2 separate regions of the Homo sapiens genome follow, and region 1 is linked to region 2. The links are chromatin loops, found by intact Hi-C in ENCODE. Cell type or tissue: mammary epithelial cell. All regions are shown on one strand. Each heading gives the region's core, and the rest is flanking DNA. Links, peaks and the distances in the headings are about the cores only. Region 1 has its middle 90 kb from the start of EDA2R. Region 2 overlaps MSN (moesin).

Region 1 (8,980 bases), core at 344-8,343, 980 kb before region 2:
TACTGATGTGGTGTCTTATGTTACAGATGTTAAAATAACTGATAGCATTAGAAGACTCTTGACAAGAAAAAGAAAACATTACCGATGCCTTACTATAACACTATTTCTAATTTGTACAACACTTTGACAAAGCAGTTTCACTGAATCTCACTAAAACCTTATGGGCATTGTAATCTTCATTTTACAAACGAGAAAACTGAAGGTCAGAGAGGAGAGCATGGAACTAGTAGGGGATCACACAAACAAGAAGTTGAGCTGGGACCAGAATAAAATGCTTTTGACTCCCAGTTTAGTGGTCTTCTCATTACACTGCTTTACATCTGATATTGATAAGGATTTTCTAAAAGATAAAATTATTACTTTTTAAACAGCTGCTTGGCTTTTGATTTACCCATTAAGTTTACAAAATAGAAAACAATTATGCTACTGTCTTCCATATTATACTTAACCACATCTCTCTCAATTTTTAGAGAAGAGAGGCAAAACCATTAATAAATAAAATAAGTTATGATATATGATAATAATGAGCTTCAGACTCATTATTTGATCAGTGCTGTGACACACAAAGCTATATGTACATCTTTGACTCCACCTCTATCAATGCCTCATGATTATTCTTATAGAAGACTCTCACTTTAATAAGAAAAATCAAATAACATTACATATTTATTATTACTACATTAAAACCCAGAACTGTCTTATTAACTTTGCAGTGATTCTTATTATTAAAAATATGAAGATACAAGTCTGCATGTAAAAGGTTAAATTTTTCATGACCTGCAAATCTTTCTTATTAGAATATTTTCATTTCTAGCTATCCAGAGGAAATATATTATTACTTGATTGAAATTGACTGAAGCCTATCAGCAAACTCTAAATGGCAATTCAACAAATATTTCCTGAGTTCTTACTATAAATAAGGCATTGAGCTAGATTGTGAGGGATGTAATCTTTTATAAGAAATAAATCATGCTCTTGAGATGTTGACTTTTTTAAACACCTATTATTATCAAGTATACTTTACCAGGGTCCATGAGTTACTTATCTCAGTGCTCTTCTCCAGTCTCCTTTTAACTGAGTTTCTTGAATTTTAGTATATTCTCACTAAATGGCATTTTTTCTAGAAACCAATTCAACAAGGAATTGGAAAACTCATTCTTTTTATTCAGCTACCTAAAAATAGAGGATAATACACGCCTCCATAAACAACTTAAAAATAGTCAACATAGAAGTACAATATAATATGCCAGAATACAGGAAGACTTCCTAAAGGAGAAAAAGATTTTAAAGTAGGAAATAGACAGTCCTTATATGTGATCATATTCAGAAATATTTAAAAAAGAGACATACAATAAAAATTAAAAGTTGGGAATGTGAGAATTATCAAAGCTTGAATTCAAATCCAGACTTCCATCACTTACTATTTATGTGCCCTTGATAGATGCCCTTATTCCCTGTTTTAGTTTGCTCATGGTAACATTAAGGGTTGGGAGTCACGCTAATAGGAGTGAGCGTTAAAGCTAATAAAACAAAATCACTACCATTTATTAAGCATGTGAGAAACTCAGCCTGTAAGCCCTATAGTTACTGATTACCTATAATCCACAGAAGGGGGCAGTATAGCATAATAAATCAGATTGTGAGCTCCTGTTAGAGACTTGGCACTGAAGGATTACAAAGCCTTGAAATGGACCACTTGGGACATGACCAGTGAGCACCAGAAGGCAGCCATGAGGGACTGCTGAAGACTACATAACCCATTTTTTTTTTCTGGACTACTTAAACCTGGTTTAAGCCTGGCAGTTCTGTGTAATGTTAGAAAGCTGCAAGGAAAAAAAAAAAAAAAAAGACTGACTTTTGATTTCCCACCAATCTTGCCTGGGGAACTGAGACATTTACATACTACTTACCTGGTTTCAAACATTATTGTAAGTATTTTACATAAATAACTCATTTAATCTTCACATCAGCCTTACTATTGTTCTTCCATTTCACAAATGAGGAAACTGAGGCTTAGAGAGGTGAAGTCACTTGCCCAAAGTCACACAACTAGAAAGTGGTAATGCTGGAATTTGAACTCAGCAGAAAAACTAGATCTAGAGTCTGGCTTTTAGTCACAAAGCAAAACAACACAAATGTATGGGCTAAAAGAGTATGGCCTCTGGAATTAGACTGCCTGAGTTCCTATTGAAGCTCTGCTCTTTGCCAGCTGTGTGATGTTAGTCAAGTTACCTCATTTCTCTGTCCATCGGTTTTCTCACCTGTAAAATAGAGATAATAATAGTACATGCTTCAGAGAGATGCTGAAAAGAGTCAATGAGATAAACCTTATAAGTGTGCTAAGGGCTGTCTCTGACACACACTCTGCTAATAGATGTTGTCTATTCAAGTACATAAAGAGAGACGAAGAGCAAAACTTTGTGGAATTTCTTAATCAATGAAGTAAACAGACAACCTACAGAATAGAATAACATATTTGCAAATTAGGCATCCAACAAAAGACTAATATCCAGAATCTACAAGGAGCTCAAACAACTGAACAAGAAACAAACACAAATAACCAATTAAAAAGTGGGCAAAATACATGAACAGACATTTTTCAAAAGAAAGCACATAAGTGGCCAACATAAACATAGGAAAAATTTTATCCCATTCTGTAGGTTACCTGTTCACTCTGACGATAGTTTCTTTTGTTGTGCAGAAGCTCTTTAGTTTAATTAGATCCAATTTGTAAATTCTGGCTTTTGTTGCTATTGCTTTTGGTGTTTTAGTCATGAAGTCTTTGCCCATGCCTATGTCTTGAATGGGATGAACGCTTTTACACTGTTATCGGGAGTGTAAATTAATTCAACCATTGTGGAAGACAGTGTGGTGATTCCTCAAGTATCTAGAACCAGAAATAACATTTGACCCAGCAATTCCATTACTGGGTATATACTCAAAGGATTATAAATCATTCTACTATAAAGACACATGCACATGTATGTTTATTGCAACACTATTTACAATAGCAAAGACTTGGAACCAAGCCAAATGTCCATCAATGATAGACTGGATAAAGAAAATGTGGCACATACACACCATGCAATACTATGCAGCCATAAAAAAGGATGAGTCCATGTCCTTTGCAGGGACATGGATGAAACTGGAAACCATCATTCTCAGCAAACTAACACAGGAGCAGAAAACCAAACACCACATGTTCTCCCTCATAAGTGGGAGTTGAACAGTGAGAACACATGAAAACAGGGAGGGAAACATCACACACTGGAGCCTGTCGGGGTGGGGGAAGAGGAGGGAGAGCATTAGGACAAATACCTAATGCATGAGGGGCTTAAAACCTAGATGATGGGTTGATGGGTGCAGCAAACCACCATGGCACATGTATACCTGTGTAACAAACCTGCACATTCTGCACATGTATCCCAGAACTTAAAGTAAAATTAAAAAAGGAAAACATGCTCAACATCACTAATCATCAGAGAAGAGCAAATGAAAACAACGAGGTACCATCTTATGCCAGTCAGAATGTCTATTAAAAAGTCAGCACAGCTGTTATCTTCATTTTATAGATAAAGAAACTGAGTCTGAAACAGGTTAAGTGCATTGCCTAAGATGACATAGGAAGGATTTAGAGAGGTAAAGATGTGAAACCAGAAAGTCTGGCTCTACAGTTCTGCATTATTGTTATACTATGTTGTCCCTGGCCCGGAGCCCCAACCCCTAAGGCAAGGATTCACCAAATTCTTTGATGAAAGCTATGGACCTTCTCTCCCTACAAGTGCAGAGAAATTTACGTTTTTATTTTTATATACTATTTCAAGGAATTCACTTCCTGACCTTCACCACTGCTACAAACCCTTGTGTATTTCCGGTAGGAATCTCAGATGAAAACTCCTAGCTTTAAAGTTTAAATTCCACCATTCTTAAACTCTGACTCGGCCTCAAACCCTATCAAACCCTATCATTTAACAACCCAGCTCTAGAAAAAGTAGGGCGTGGTTGCGGCACTCATACTGCCCTCTATCGCCGCCTACTGGAATGTCCCTGGTAATGACAACAACATCGCCACACCTGTGGCTTAGAGACCTCTTCGCACTTTCAGGGCGTTTTCACAATAAGGTGCCATCATAGCTCAGGGGTATGAAGCCCCAACTACAGAGGGTGGGGAGTGGAGTCCGGCCTTAAGTCTGTGCCGCCAGTCGTTCCAGCAGAGTCCTTTCCGTCATGCTCTGCTGCACGACGTGTACGGGCGACACCGCCATTTTAGTTTTTTATCAGACTGTCTGCGTCACCAGGAACTATGGCCGCAGCCTTTGGAATTCAGCAGAGGTCGCTGGAGTACATCTTTTTCCTCCCTGACTGTGGTCCTAGGGAAATAATCATGAGCCGCATAAGGACGTTTGGATCAATGATGTCAATGATGGACCACATATATGATGATAGTCCCATAAGATTACCATGGAACTGGAGCTGAAAAATTTCTATAATCTAATTATATCTTTTTTTGTTTGTTTTTAAGAAAGAGTTTTGTTCTTGTCCCCCAGATTGGAGTGCAATGGCACGATCTCGGCTCACTGCAACCTCTGCCTCCCAGGTTCAAGCAATTCTCCTGCCTTAGCCTCCTGTGTAGCTGGGATTACAGGCGCCCGCTACCACGTCTGGCTAATTTTTTTGTGTGTATCTTTAGTAGAGATGGTTTTTCACCATGTTGGCCAGGCTGGTCTCGAACTCTTGACCTCAGGTGATTCGCCTGCCTCGGCCTCCCAAAGTGCTGGGATTACAGGCATGAGCCACCGCGTCTGGCTGCCTAATGATATCTTGATGATCCTGATCCAGTGTAGGGCTAGGCTAATGTGCATATTTCTGTCTCGGTTTTTAACAAAAAAGTTAAAAAGTGAAAAAAAAAAAAAGGAAAGAAAAATGAAAGAAAGAAAAAGATAATTTAAGAAATAGAAAAAAAGCTTATAAAAATAAGGATATAAAGAAAAAATTGTGTACAGCTATACAATATGCTTCCCTTTTAAGCTAAGTGTTCATTACAAATGAATCAAAAAGTTTTTAAAAAAGTAAAAAAAGTTACAGTAAGCTAAGGTAAATTTATTATTGAAGAAATAACTTTTTAAAAAAAATTTAGCCTAGCTCAAGTTTATAGTGTTTATGAAGTCAACAGTAGTGTAATGTCCCAGGCTCTCACATTTCACCCACCACTCACTGACTCACCTAGAATTGTGTCTAGTCCTGTAAGCACCACTCATTAGTAAATGCCCTATAGAAGTGTATCTTTTTTTATCATTCATACCATATTTTTACTGTACCTTTTCTACGTTTAGATACACAAATACTTACCATTGTGTTACAATTGCCTAGAGTATTCAGTACAATGACATGCTTTACAGGTTTGTAGCCTGGGAGCAATAGGCTATACCATGTAGCCTAGGTTATGACATCTAAGTTTGTATCATAGTACATGCTGTGATGTTAGTACAGTGACAAAATTACCTAACAGTGCACTTCTCAGAATGTATCTCTGTCGTTAAGCAAAGAATCACTGGAGAAATCACAACTTTCTAACCTGACCTACTTCCTTCGAAGACTGGATACACTGCTTTAGCATGCACATCTTACAATTCACCATTCCTTGACCTTCTAATGTTGTCTTTTTCATGTTGCCTTTTTCTTTTCTTTTTTTTTTTTTTTTTTAGCTGTAATGTTTGCAAAACTCTGGGGTTCTGAATGTAGAAAAACACAACCCCAGTTTAAGACGTCCTCTTCCGATCCCTCAGTTTCTTGCTGTTCATACTTGCCATCTCCATCTCTGTAGTCTTCCTGATTAACACCTTCCAGCTTCAGATCTGGAAGTAGTAATCCGAGCACTGGACTGGAAATCAGATCAGACCTGTTTCACATTTAAAGCTTTGCCTTTGTATTAGTTCTGTGACAAGTCACTTGACCTCTCTGTGGTCTCAGTTTATGAAATTGGAAGGAGATTGGTTAATATGGGAGGATCTCCATGAGCCTTTTCTGTTTTGGTCTGCTAGGATTCTAAAAGTATTCTCTGTTCTTAATACTGTACTTACAATAGAGTCCACCCCAACTTTATTTATTCATACCCAAATAAATACACAACAAATATTTCTTAAATGAGTGTTGCTTTCCCAGTGCCTTTCAATATGCCTGGCATATAATACGTGTCCAATGATATTGAATAATAAATGAATTTGCCTCGTGCCTGTAATCCCAGCACTTTTGGAGGCCAAGGCGGGCGGATCACAAGGTCAGGAGATCGAGACCATCCTGTGAATGGAGAAACCCGGTCTCTACTAAAAATACAAAAAATTAGCCGGGCGCTGTGGCAGGCGCCTGTAGTCCCAGCTACTCAGGAGGCTGAGGCAGGAGAATGGTGTGAACCCAGGAGGTGGAGCTTGCAGTGAGCCGAGATTGCGCCACTGCACTCCAGCCTGGGCGACAGAGCGAGACTCCATCTCAAAAAAAAAAAAAAAAAAAGTTTAAGACCAGCCTGGTCAACATGGTGAAACCCTGTCTTTACTAAATATACAAAAAATCAGCCGGGCGTGGTGGCGGGTGCCTGTACTTGGGAGGCTGAGGCAGGAGAATCACTTGAACCCAGGAGGCAGATGTTGCAGTGAGCCGAGATTGTACCATTTCGCTCCAGCCTGGGCAACAAGAGTGAAACTTCGTCTCAAAAAAAGAAAAAAAAAAACAAAAAAAAACGATTTTGCAAAACCTCATCAATTTCCCCAACATCTCTTGCTTCATTTTCTTCCTTCTTCAGTATTTAGTCAGGCACTATTCATCTCTACCTGGATTATTGGGAAGCCCCTTAATTAGTTTCCCATGCCTAGTCTTTCTTTCACTAAGATAATTTTCCTTAAAACACAATTCTGTAATACTATTTTTTGTTCCAAAATTCTACAGAACTCTCTATTGCTTATGGGATCAAGTCTTAACTGACCCACCAGGCAATCAAGACTCCTCTTCAACCTGACCCCTAATTAGCCTAATTCTCCAGGTAAACACAATTACTTCCTATTCCTCAACCCATGTCTTACTTGCTTCACTCCATGTCCAACAAGCCCAGGAGAGAGATAATAAGGACCTGAGTGAGCCTAGCTGGGGCAATGGGGAGGACAAGGGGATGGATTTCAATAAATTTACACAGAAAATGTACCTACCTTTTCTGTCTCCTTCGCTTTGCAGTAACTGCCAAACTTTTTCAAAGAATCCTTCCCCTCATTCCGGGAACAATACTAGTAAATAATTATTAGGTGCTTCTTGTGTGCAAAATATTGTACTAAGTGCTTTGTATGTATTAATGCATTTAATCTTCACAATAGCCTTTGGGGTAGGTACTCTTAGTGTCCTCTCTTTACATATAAGACAGGCAGATTTAAGATTAAGTAACTTGTTTAATGTCAAATAACCAGTAAAAATAGCAGAGCTAAGACTCCACCCAGGTACACTGTCCCTAGTTTAAATTACTACGGTACTTTACTAGATCCCTTTCTTGGCTGCCATGACACTGCTTATTTCTGATTCTCTATTTCTTTTTGTGAAACATCATAGCCCCTTTCTTTATTGTCTTTGCCATCCCCAATATAGAAATCCCACAAAGTTGTTTCTTTTTAATGTATGTACATTGTTTTTTTTTAAATTATTTTTTACCGTTTTCTTTTTAAAAGCTTTTTTGTAGATTTAGGGGGCACAAGTGCATTTTGTTACATGGGTATATTGAGAAATGGTAGAGTATGGGCTTTTAGTGTGTCCATCACTTGAAAGGCTGCATGGCTTACATTGTACCCAACAGATAATTTCTCATCCCTCACCCGTCTCCCACCCTCCCACTTTTTGGAGTCTCCACTGTCTATTATTCCACTCTCTGTGCCCATGTGTACACAATATTTAGCTCCCACTTATAAGTGAGAACATGTGGTATTTGACTTTCTCTTTCAGAGTTATTTTATTTAAGATAATGGCCTCCAGTCTCATCCATGTTGTTGCAAAAGACATGATTTTATTCTTTTTCATGGCTGAGTAGTATTCCATGGCATATAAATACCATACATTCTTTATTCAATCTTCTGTTGATGGACACTTAGGTTGATTCCATGTCTTTACTATTTAATAGTGCTGCAATAGACATGCAAGTGCAGGTATCTTTTTAATGCAATGATGTATTTTCTTTTTGGAAGATACCAAGTAATGGGATTGCTGAGTAATAGGTAGTTGTATATTTAGTACTTTGAGAAATTTCCATAATGTTTTTTGTTCAGGTTTTGCGAATTTACATTTCCACCAGTGTATAAGCATTCCTTTTTCTCTGCATCCTTGCCAATATCTGTCGTTTTTTTGACTTTTTAATAGCCATTCTGACTGGCATAAGATGGTACCTCATTGTTGTTCTCATTTGCTTTTCTCTAATGATTAGTGATGTTGAGCATGTTTTCCTTTTTTATTTTGCTTTAAGTTCTGGGATACATGTGCAGAATGTGCAGGTTTGTTACACAGGTATACATGTGCCATGGTGGTTTGCTGCACCCATCAACCCATCATCTAGGTTTTAAGCCCCTCATGCATTAGGTATTTGTCCTAATGCTCTCCCTCCCCTTGCCCCCCACAACTGACAGGCTCCAGTATGTGATGTTTCCCCTCCCTGTTTCCATGTATTCTCACTGTTCAACTCCCACTTATGAGGGAGAACATGTGGTGTTTGGTTTTCCCTTCCTGTGTTAGTTTGCTGAGAATGATGGTTTCCAGTTTCATCCATGTCCCTGCAAAGGACATGAACTCATTCCTTTGTATGGCTGCATGGTATTCCACGTACCACATTTTCTTTATCCAGCCTATCATTGATGGGCATTTGGGTTGGTTCCAAGTCTTTGCTATTGTGAATAGTGCTGCAATAAACATACATGTGCATGTGTCTTTATAGTAGAATGATTTATAATCCTTTGGGTAT
Region 2 (8,980 bases), core at 267-8,266:
AAAGTAATAACAATATATTATTGCATTTGTGACATATATAAATGTAATATATATATATATATATATATACATAACAATAATAGCACAAAAGGGGGAGATAATAGAGCCATGTAAGTGTTTCTTTATCTCACCAGAATTAAGTTTGTATAAGTTGAAGGTGATTTTCACAAGTTAAGACGTATATGTTAAGCCCTAGAGCAACCACTAACAAAATAACTAAAAAAAAAAAAAAAAAAAAGGCAGAAAACACTAAATAAATTAAAGTGTTACATTAGGAAATACTTACTGCAAAAGAAAGCAATAAAGGAGGAATAGAGGAACAAAACATGGGCTCCAAGATCAGAAGGAATAATTCAGAAGAAGAAATAATTCTGGATTTTCAAGTTTCAAGAGTGGATTTTAGCAAAGACCCTTTGGGCCTACACTGATTGCAAAAAAAACACACAGCTCAGCAAATCCCTAACAGACAGTACTTGGGCAGGGTTTTACTTTGCAAAGATATTGCATTTGCAAGGAGCAGTTTATGGAGCTATCTTTATTTTGGATATTTTTCCACAAGCCCTTTTCTATTTGGGTGAGACTAAATTCTGCCACTGGTAATAAGACCCTTACCTTACCTTCTCAGAAATGTAGACCATTGAACAGTTTTTCACTTATCCAGAAAAGTGGCAGCTGAACCACCCTGCTGCCAAGTTGTTCTATTTACATAGACCCAAAACTCACCAAAGATACCCCTAACCAGGATGAGGAAGAAAATTGTACTAACAGAGAAAGACAAGACAAGGGGCTCAGGCTAAACTAGAAGTTTTCTTGGAGAGGTCAATGGATATGTAAAAATAGTGGGTGGAATTGACACTTCCTAAACCCCTCTGACAAGATCCAAACCAAGGGCTGTGAGAAAAATTAAGTTATTCTGGGATTGGAAGACTTTCAGCTATGGGTGGGCGAATTGGCTGGGAGACAGAAAACAAGAGGTTAAAATAACAATGTCTTTTGACAGCAAATTCTACCACAGGACAGGTCTGCAATTTCACATGGTTATAAATAATCTGAAGAGCAAGGTAATGCTTTTAGTGAAATTGAGTTTCTAATTCATACAGCAAGTGTTCATGTAGAACCTATGTACTAAGCTTGGTCTGGCAGTGGAAGATTTTGTGATGAAAAAGACATTGCCCCTTTTGGGAGGGATTGTATAATCAGGTTGAGATTCACACGTGAAGAGAGCCACTCAGTGTCATTTCATTCATGAGCTGAAGCCAGGGGAGGACCAGACAATATGGTACATTAGTGAGGAGGGGAGGATGGACAGGAGGTTTCCGAGGGAAAGCAAGACTGAAGCTGGTCCTAAAAGATTAGATGTTGGGACTTTGGGGACTCGGGGAAAGAATGGGAAGGGGGTGAGGGATAAAGGACCACAAATTGGGTTCAGTATATACTGTGTTCGGGAGATGGGTACACCAAAATCTCACAAATCACCACTAAAGAACTTACTCATGTAACCAAACACCACCTGTTCCCCAAAAACCTATGGAAATAAGAAGTTAAAAACAATTACAAAATAAATTTAAAAAAGATTATATGTTGGAATTCAGAAAGAAAGAGGAAGATCATCCCAACTAGAGAAAGCAGCACATTCCTAGGGAGGAGCCATTAACTCATTCAACAAACATTGAGTACTTACTGTGTCCAGGTAAGTTGTTGGAGAATACAGCTGTGAACAAAAAAAGTCCCTGCCTTTGTGAAGGTTATATTCTAGATGGACAGATGGGTAATAAACAATAAGAAATAGATAAATTAGATCATTTCAGTTAGTGAGAAATGTTATGAAAAAATAAAGCAGGATAATGAAATAGAGAATGAATTCAAATCATGGTTTGCCTTTTTATTAGCTGTGTAACTTTAGGAATGCTGTTTAACTTTTTTGTGTCTTAGTGTCCTTCCTCATCTATAATATGGTGCAATAACAGCATTTATCTTGTAAGAGCATAGTAAGGGTGATTTAATTTATGCAAAAGGGCTTAGAACGGTATCTGGCACATTGTAAGCCATATAAGTTAGCTATTATAGGTGTGTATGTGAGTTGGGAAGTGGGGACTAATTCAGATAGGGTGATAAAGGGGTACTTCTGTGAGCTGGGACCTGAATGATGAGGAGCCGGTCATGGGAAATTCTCTGGCAAGAACATTCCAGACAATGGGGCAGTTAAAGGCCTGATACTTGGATGAGCTTGGGATATTAATGGAAAAGAAATAAGGACAATGTGGCTGAAGCATAGTAAGCCAGGGAAGGGTGCTAAGAGGTGAAATGAAAAAAGAGGTGAGAAAGGGCCAGATTACATAGAGCCTGGAAGGTAACAGTACAGATTTGAATTTCATTCTGAGTGTGATTAAAGAAAAAAACCCATGGGAGGTTTAAAGTAAGGGAGTGATGTAACCTAATTTACACTTGTAAAAGGTCTCTCTGGCTACTGTGTGAAGAATGGACTGTAGGAGAGCAAAAGTGGAGGCAGAGAGACCTGTTGGGAAGTCATTTCAATTGTCCTGACCAGAGGTAATAATGGCTCAGATTAGGTGATGAATTGGAGGAAGTAAAAAGTAGTTGTGTTTGGAGTCATATTTGAAAGAAGACTGGATAGGCCGGGCTCAGTGGCTCACACCTGTAATCCCAGCACTTTGGGAGGACAAGGTGGGCGCATCCCTTGATGTCAGGAGTTCAAAACCAGGCTAGTCAACATGGCGAAACCCTGTCTTTACTAAAAATACAAAAATTAGCCAGAAGTGGTGGTGCGTGCCTGTAGTCCCAGCTACTTGGGAGGCTGAGGTGGAAGAATCGCTTGAGGACAGGAGGCATAGGTTGCAGTGAGCCGACATCATGCCACTGCACTCCAGCCTGGGCAACAGAGTGAGAGTCCATATGGAAAAAATAAAATAAAATAAAATAAAGAAAGAAAGTAGACTGGACAGGCCTTACTACCGATGAACTGGTTCTAGGAGTGAGAAAAGAGGAATGATGGTGCCTGATTTGGGGGCCTGAGCAACTGGGCAAATGGTGGCATCATTTACTGAGGTGAGGAAGATTGAGGGAGGAAAGGATTTGGGAAGAAAATCAAGCGTTCTGCTTTGACTAAGTAAACTTTAAGAATCGTATTAGATATGCAGGTAGAGGTTTCAAGGGAGCAGTTAGTTGTCCAAATTGAACTTGGAGAGAGTTATGGACTAGAGAGATAAACATGGGAGTCATTAATACATAGGCCATAATTAGTCACTGAACTGGGTGAAATCACTTGTGCCTTGCAGAGAATGTGAGACCAACTCAGGTAGGAATGGAGAAACTGAACAAAGAAAAGAAGAGTAGAAGTTTCTGACAAGTTACTGGCAGCAGAGGATAGAAAGTTGACTGGAGATCTAGTGAGGAGGCCACTCACTAGAGGCAACGGTCCCAGCAGCAGAAGAGAAGCAGATATGGCATTAAAAAGCTATTTGCAGAATGAAAGGCAGGAGATTGGGCACTGGGACCGCGCTAGGGAAAGAAAATTGTCAAGGAGAAATATCCAAGTTCTTATTCTGGAAAAAGGCGTGGATAGTGGCGCCACCAAGTGAGAGAGAGGCATAAGAAGATGAGCCAAGTGGAATAAGAATAAAAATAATATATTTGTTATTCTGAATTTGAAGCTCTAGGAAACATTTAAATCTTGCCTCTGTCACTCCAAGCTATGTGACTTTGGGCAAGTTACTTATCCTTTCTGTACCTTAGTTTCCTTATCTGTAATAACTGCCCTTGTCTCAGAGATACTGTGAAGATATGTGGTAATACCTGTAAAGCACACTGAACAGTAAGTATTTAATAAATGCTAATTACAATTATTATTGCAATGGAACGTCATTATGAGAAAGTCTGGGATTTTGAGGGATGCCAGGTCTAGTATGCCTGGAATGCAAAGTGCTGTGGGGAGATAGATGATGATGGATAGTGGAAGATAAGACAAGTCAAATAGTGAAGAGCCACTAGGCTAAGGAATTTTGGCTTCTTCTTCAAGGAGGATCCAGAGTGAGGGTTGTTTTTGTTTTGTTTTGTTTTGTTTTGTTTTGTTTTGTTTTGAGACAGAGTCTTGCTCTGTCACTCACGCTGGAGTGCAGAGGAGCCATCTCCACTCACTGCAATCTTCACTTCCTGTGCTCAAGTGATTCTCGTGCCTCAGCGTTTCGAAGAGTAGCTGGGATTACAGGCATGCGCCACCACACCTTTTGCCATTACTTTTAATGGCAAAAACAGCAGTAACTTTTGCACCAACGTAATAGATTTTTATGGAGACTTCATTATGTAGGCATGGTTGATTAAACTATTAGCCATTGGCAATCAACTTGACCTTAAGCCCCTCTCCCCTCCCTGGAGGTTAGAGGAAAGTCCCAACCTTCTATTCATGCTTTGTCTTTCTGGTGACCAGTCCCACACTGAAGTTATTAGTCAATCATTAGCATACAAAAAGACAGCACTTTGGAGCTCCCAAGGATTTTAGGAGTGGTATGCCAGGAAATAAGAGGAAGACCAAATATATATATTTCACAATATCGCAGTAGTCCATTCATTTTTATTGTTGAGTAATACCCCATTTATGAATATACAATTGTTTTGTTCATTCTCCTGTTGATGAAAGTCTGGCTAGCTTCCAGATTGGTGCTATTGCAAATAGTATTGCTATGTCTTTTGGTGGACATAAGCACTCATTGCTCTTGGATATATACCCAGCATCTCTACCCATTATTTTTTAAATTAATTTTTTTGAGGTCTTTGTAGATTCACATACAGTTGTAAGAAATTATACAGAGAGATCCCATGTACAATTTACTCATGTTCTCCCAGTGGTATCATCTTGTAAATTAGCCTTCAATATCACAACCAAGATTTTAACATTGATATAGTCAAGACACTAGGTATCACAAGGACCCCTCCTGTTGCTCTCTCATAGCCATATCCATTTCTCACATGCTCTCCATCCCCTGCCTTGTTCTTTAACTGCAGGCAACCACTAATTTGTTCCCTTCTCCATTTCTATAATATTGTCATTTCAAGAATAAGGAATTTCAAGAAATAGGGAAATGGAGAATAATGCTAGAGTGGCTTAAAACAGAACAAATTCTGGAGGTCAGATTGTCAGAGATGCTTGAGCCAGAGCTACTTCATCTAGAATAGGGGCTGGGTAAAAAAAAAGGCTGAGACATACTGGGCTGCATTCCCAGGAGGTTAGGCATTTTTAGTCACAGGATGAGATAGGAGGTCAGCAGAAGATACAGGTCACAAAGACTCTGCTGATAAAACAGGATGCAGTAAAGAAGCCAGCAAAAATCCACCAAAACCAAAATGGCAATGAAAGTAACCTCTAGCAGTCCTCACTGCTTATTATACACTAATTATAATTCATTAGCATGCTAAAAGACACTCCTACTAGCACTATGACAGTTTACAAATGCCATGGCAACGTTTGGAAGTCACTCTATATAGTCTAAAAAGGGGAGAGACCCTCAGTTCTGGGGAAATATCTCCCCTTTCCTAGAAAACTCATGAATAATGTTTAGCATATAATCAAGAAATAACTACAAGTATACTCAATCAAGCAGCCCATACTGCTGTTCTGCCTATGGAGTAACCATAATTTTACTTTCTTGATAAACTTGCTTTCACTTTACTCTATGGACTCACCTCAATTCTTTTTTGTGAGAGGTCCAAGAACCCTCTCCTGGGGTCTGGATCGAACCCCTTTCCAGTAACAAGATGAAAGTCCAAAATGGGCTAAAACTGAGCTAAAACTAAGGTGTCCACAAAGCTGCATTTCTTCTGGAGGCTCTAGGGGAGAATCCATTTCCTTGACTCTCCCATTTTATAGAAGCCACCTGCATTCATTGTTTCATGGCCCCTTCCTCCATCTTTAATATCGGCAACATAGCATATTCAAATCTCTCTGAATCTGACCCTCTTCCATCTTTAATGACTCTTGTGATTATATTGGGCCCACCTGGATAATACAGCACCCTTTCCCTATCTTAAAACCCTTAACCCAATGACATCCCAAGTCCCTTTTGCAACGTAAGGTAACATATTTATAGGTCCCATGGATTAGAACATGGATGTCTTTAGAGGGCCATTATCTTGCGTGCCACATCCATCTTCCTGGGAGAAGTCTACCTGTTTTCCATTTAAAATAAATAAATAAATAAATCATTTACACACATACAACCCAATATCCAAAAACAGAGATCCTCTGGTTGTGGTTGGAGGGGATCTAAAACTCCTTCACTTTCCAAGGCAACAACAGTTGGGATAATCATTAGCAGAGACTCCTAAGGCCTCCTCCTACACTGATGTTCTAGGGACTTCGAACTATATCTGCTACCTTAGAATTGAAGCTGTGCAAATGTCTCCTCTTCCTAGTATATGTCTGCCCACCCCCAGGAGGACATACTGGAATCATCAAATACATACACTGGTGCCTGGATCCCAATACTAGAGGTTATAATTTGATTTGAAGATATGGTCTGGGCTTTGGAATCTTTAAAGGATTCTAATGTGCAGACAAGTTTTTGAGCCACTGCCTCAAAGGGTTGTTGTTAAGGATTTAAAGCTCACAAAACATACGATAACTGGGCCAGGCCTCATGGGCTCCCACCTGTAATCCCAGCACTTTGGGAGGCCGAGGCAGGCAGATCACTTGAGGCCAGGAGTTCAAGACCAGCCTGGCCAACATGGTGAAACCCCATCTCTACTAAAAATACAAAAATTAGCCAGGCATGATGGTGTGTGTCTGTAGTCCCACCTCCTACGGAGGCTGAGGCAGGAGGAGAATCGCTTAAAGGTTGCAATGAGGCAGGATTGCACCACTCCACTCCAGAGTGGGCAACAGAGACTCCATAAAAAGAGTAAGAGAGAGAGAGAGACAGAGAGAGAGAGAGAAAGAAAGGAAGGAAGGAAGGAAGGAAGGAAGGAAGGAAGGAAGGAAGGAAGGAAGGAAGGAAGGAAGGAAGGAAGGGAGAGGAAGGAGGGAAGGAGGGAAGGAGGGAAGGAAGGAAGGAAGGAAGGAAGGAAGGAAGGAAGGAAGGAAGGAAGGAAGGAAGGAAGGAAGGAAATATATGATAACTTACTTTTCCTTGCAAGTGTTGGCTTACCAGGAAGGAAAGTGGTAAGTGAGAGTGCCAGGTCCAGGACAGTTTAGAAGGTTTGTCTGGCCTCAGTTTCCTCATCTGCAAAATGAGGATAACCATATCTAGGCTACAAAATGTTTTATACATGTTTTATAAACTATAAAGTACTACCCAATAGCTTTTGTACATACACACACTCTCCATCCTCACTTCACACTCCATTCCCCACTGCCTTCTGCAACAGGGCCCAAGGTAGTTTCCCTGACCTTTATTGGCACTACAATATGTGAGGGTAGTAGGAGGCAGGAAAAGCCTGAAGACCTTCCTGACAAAGAGGCAGGACAGGGCCTGAGCATCCCAAGAGAAATCAAGAGATACAAATAAGTACCTCTTAGGTCCCAATGCCAGGCAAGTCCAGGAGCATCACATGGTCAATGCAGGATCCACACCCACAGTAGAAAAGTTGGCCTGGAACTACCGAAAGGGCACAGACTATTAAGTTAGACAGTCCTGTGACCTTGGGAAGTTATTATACTTTTTTGAGCCCATTCTCTCCTATATAAAATGGGGATAGTCATATCACCCCTCTCCATAGAACTGAGGTATAGATGAAATGAGACCAAAGATAAGAAGGTAATATATAAATAGAAACTGCAGTGAAATATCTTACAGCTACCCACTCATACCACAAAGAACGATTGAGTCACTGTGAAGTCTTCCTAAATTTTATTGGCACTGAAATAGAACATGGATTGAGCATAAACCCCTCCAAAAACAATTTTTAAAAAACCCAAAAAGTACACAAAAAACCCCTGAATACAAAATCTAACCTTTTCCCCCAGCCTCCCTAAGGGTAAGTTACTGACTTTAAGGCAGCTATTAATAGATTGCCCCACAATTCCAGGTTTCAATTTAGCCAATATAGGACATATCACCAAGTGAGCTAATTCACAGCAATGCACACAAGACTCCTCAAGGTCAGGCACAGAGTGGGGGGTGGTGGCCAGGGGGAATTGAGGGAGGCTCTAAGCTAGGGGCACTGCATGGTGGGACAGGATGGCCCCTTGAGGACTGAACCCTGGGGAGAAGACAAACAGTAATAATAAAAACAAATAACAAGTACTTTAAGAATGGATTGTATGACCTATAGTGACAGATGACATCACTAATACTGAAAGCTTCTTATATTAATAATTTTGGCAAAATGTCATTTTGTAATATAGTATATGCTTTCCAGGTGTGGGGGTGGTAAAGTAATGAGGCCAAAATCATCCTGCCCCAAGACTAATATCTTCTAATGGTGCATTAGCAAGGAAGGCAGAAATCAATATTTAGATATCAGTAGAGTACATAATACTGTAGAAAGAAGAAGAGCACACATGAGACAGAGAAGGAGGTGGATGCTCCTGGGTTGAGAGCAAGGGGTGGGGGTGTGGAAGGGACTAGGCCAGAATCCCCAGCAGCTCTCTGGTTTACAGCTCCAAGGGACAGAACAGCTGGTGTCAAGACCTGGGTTAGAGGTTTGTCAAACAGAGGCAGGGCCCAGTCACCTCTTTGGAGGGGAGTGATGAGAAGGGGATTTTGGTCACCTGAGAGGGTTGAGTAAACTTGGATCAGGGCACAGGCTTCTCTCACCATACTCAGCTTTTTGCACTCACTCCCTAGTTGAGCCTACTGGCATCAAGCTCTAGATGCCAAGGCTGGGATGGCTGTGGAGCAGGAGCTATGGCCCAAGTAGCTCTGAGAGGGGAAGAGACCTAAAACCCCTAGCAGGGAAAATACTGACGCTAGGTGTGAACATATCCTCTCTTTTCACAAGAGTCCTGATGGGGCTGGCTGAGCTTTTG

What was found. A loop is a pair of places that touch in the nucleus more often than their neighbours do. Peaks named below come from ENCODE experiments on the same cell type or tissue, not always from the same donor. Only the 100,000 strongest peaks of a DNase experiment are listed, where the experiment ranks them.
Region 1: a loop joins it to region 2, with 10 times the contacts of the local background. A loop is called at or near these places in 3 of 110 quality-filtered maps.

The regions. Positions count from the first base shown.
Region 1 is chrX:66,724,242-66,733,221 of GRCh38, reverse strand. No RefSeq gene overlaps it. Among named protein-coding and RNA genes, the nearest start is that of EDA2R, 90 kb to the right of the region's middle. In mammary epithelial cell, for the core only: CTCF peaks have their summits at 1,598 (motif pointing right), 4,017 and 4,340; a DNase peak (open chromatin) is centred at 4,191; H3K4me3 peaks cover 318 bases.
Region 2 is chrX:65,740,794-65,749,773 of GRCh38, reverse strand. It overlaps MSN (moesin), which reads right to left. Exons shown (of 13, transcript NM_002444.3): 13 at 7,843-8,980. Among named protein-coding and RNA genes, the nearest start is that of MSN, 78 kb to the right of the region's middle. In mammary epithelial cell, for the core only: a CTCF peak has its summit at 3,588; a DNase peak (open chromatin) is centred at 4,653; H3K27ac peaks cover 358 bases.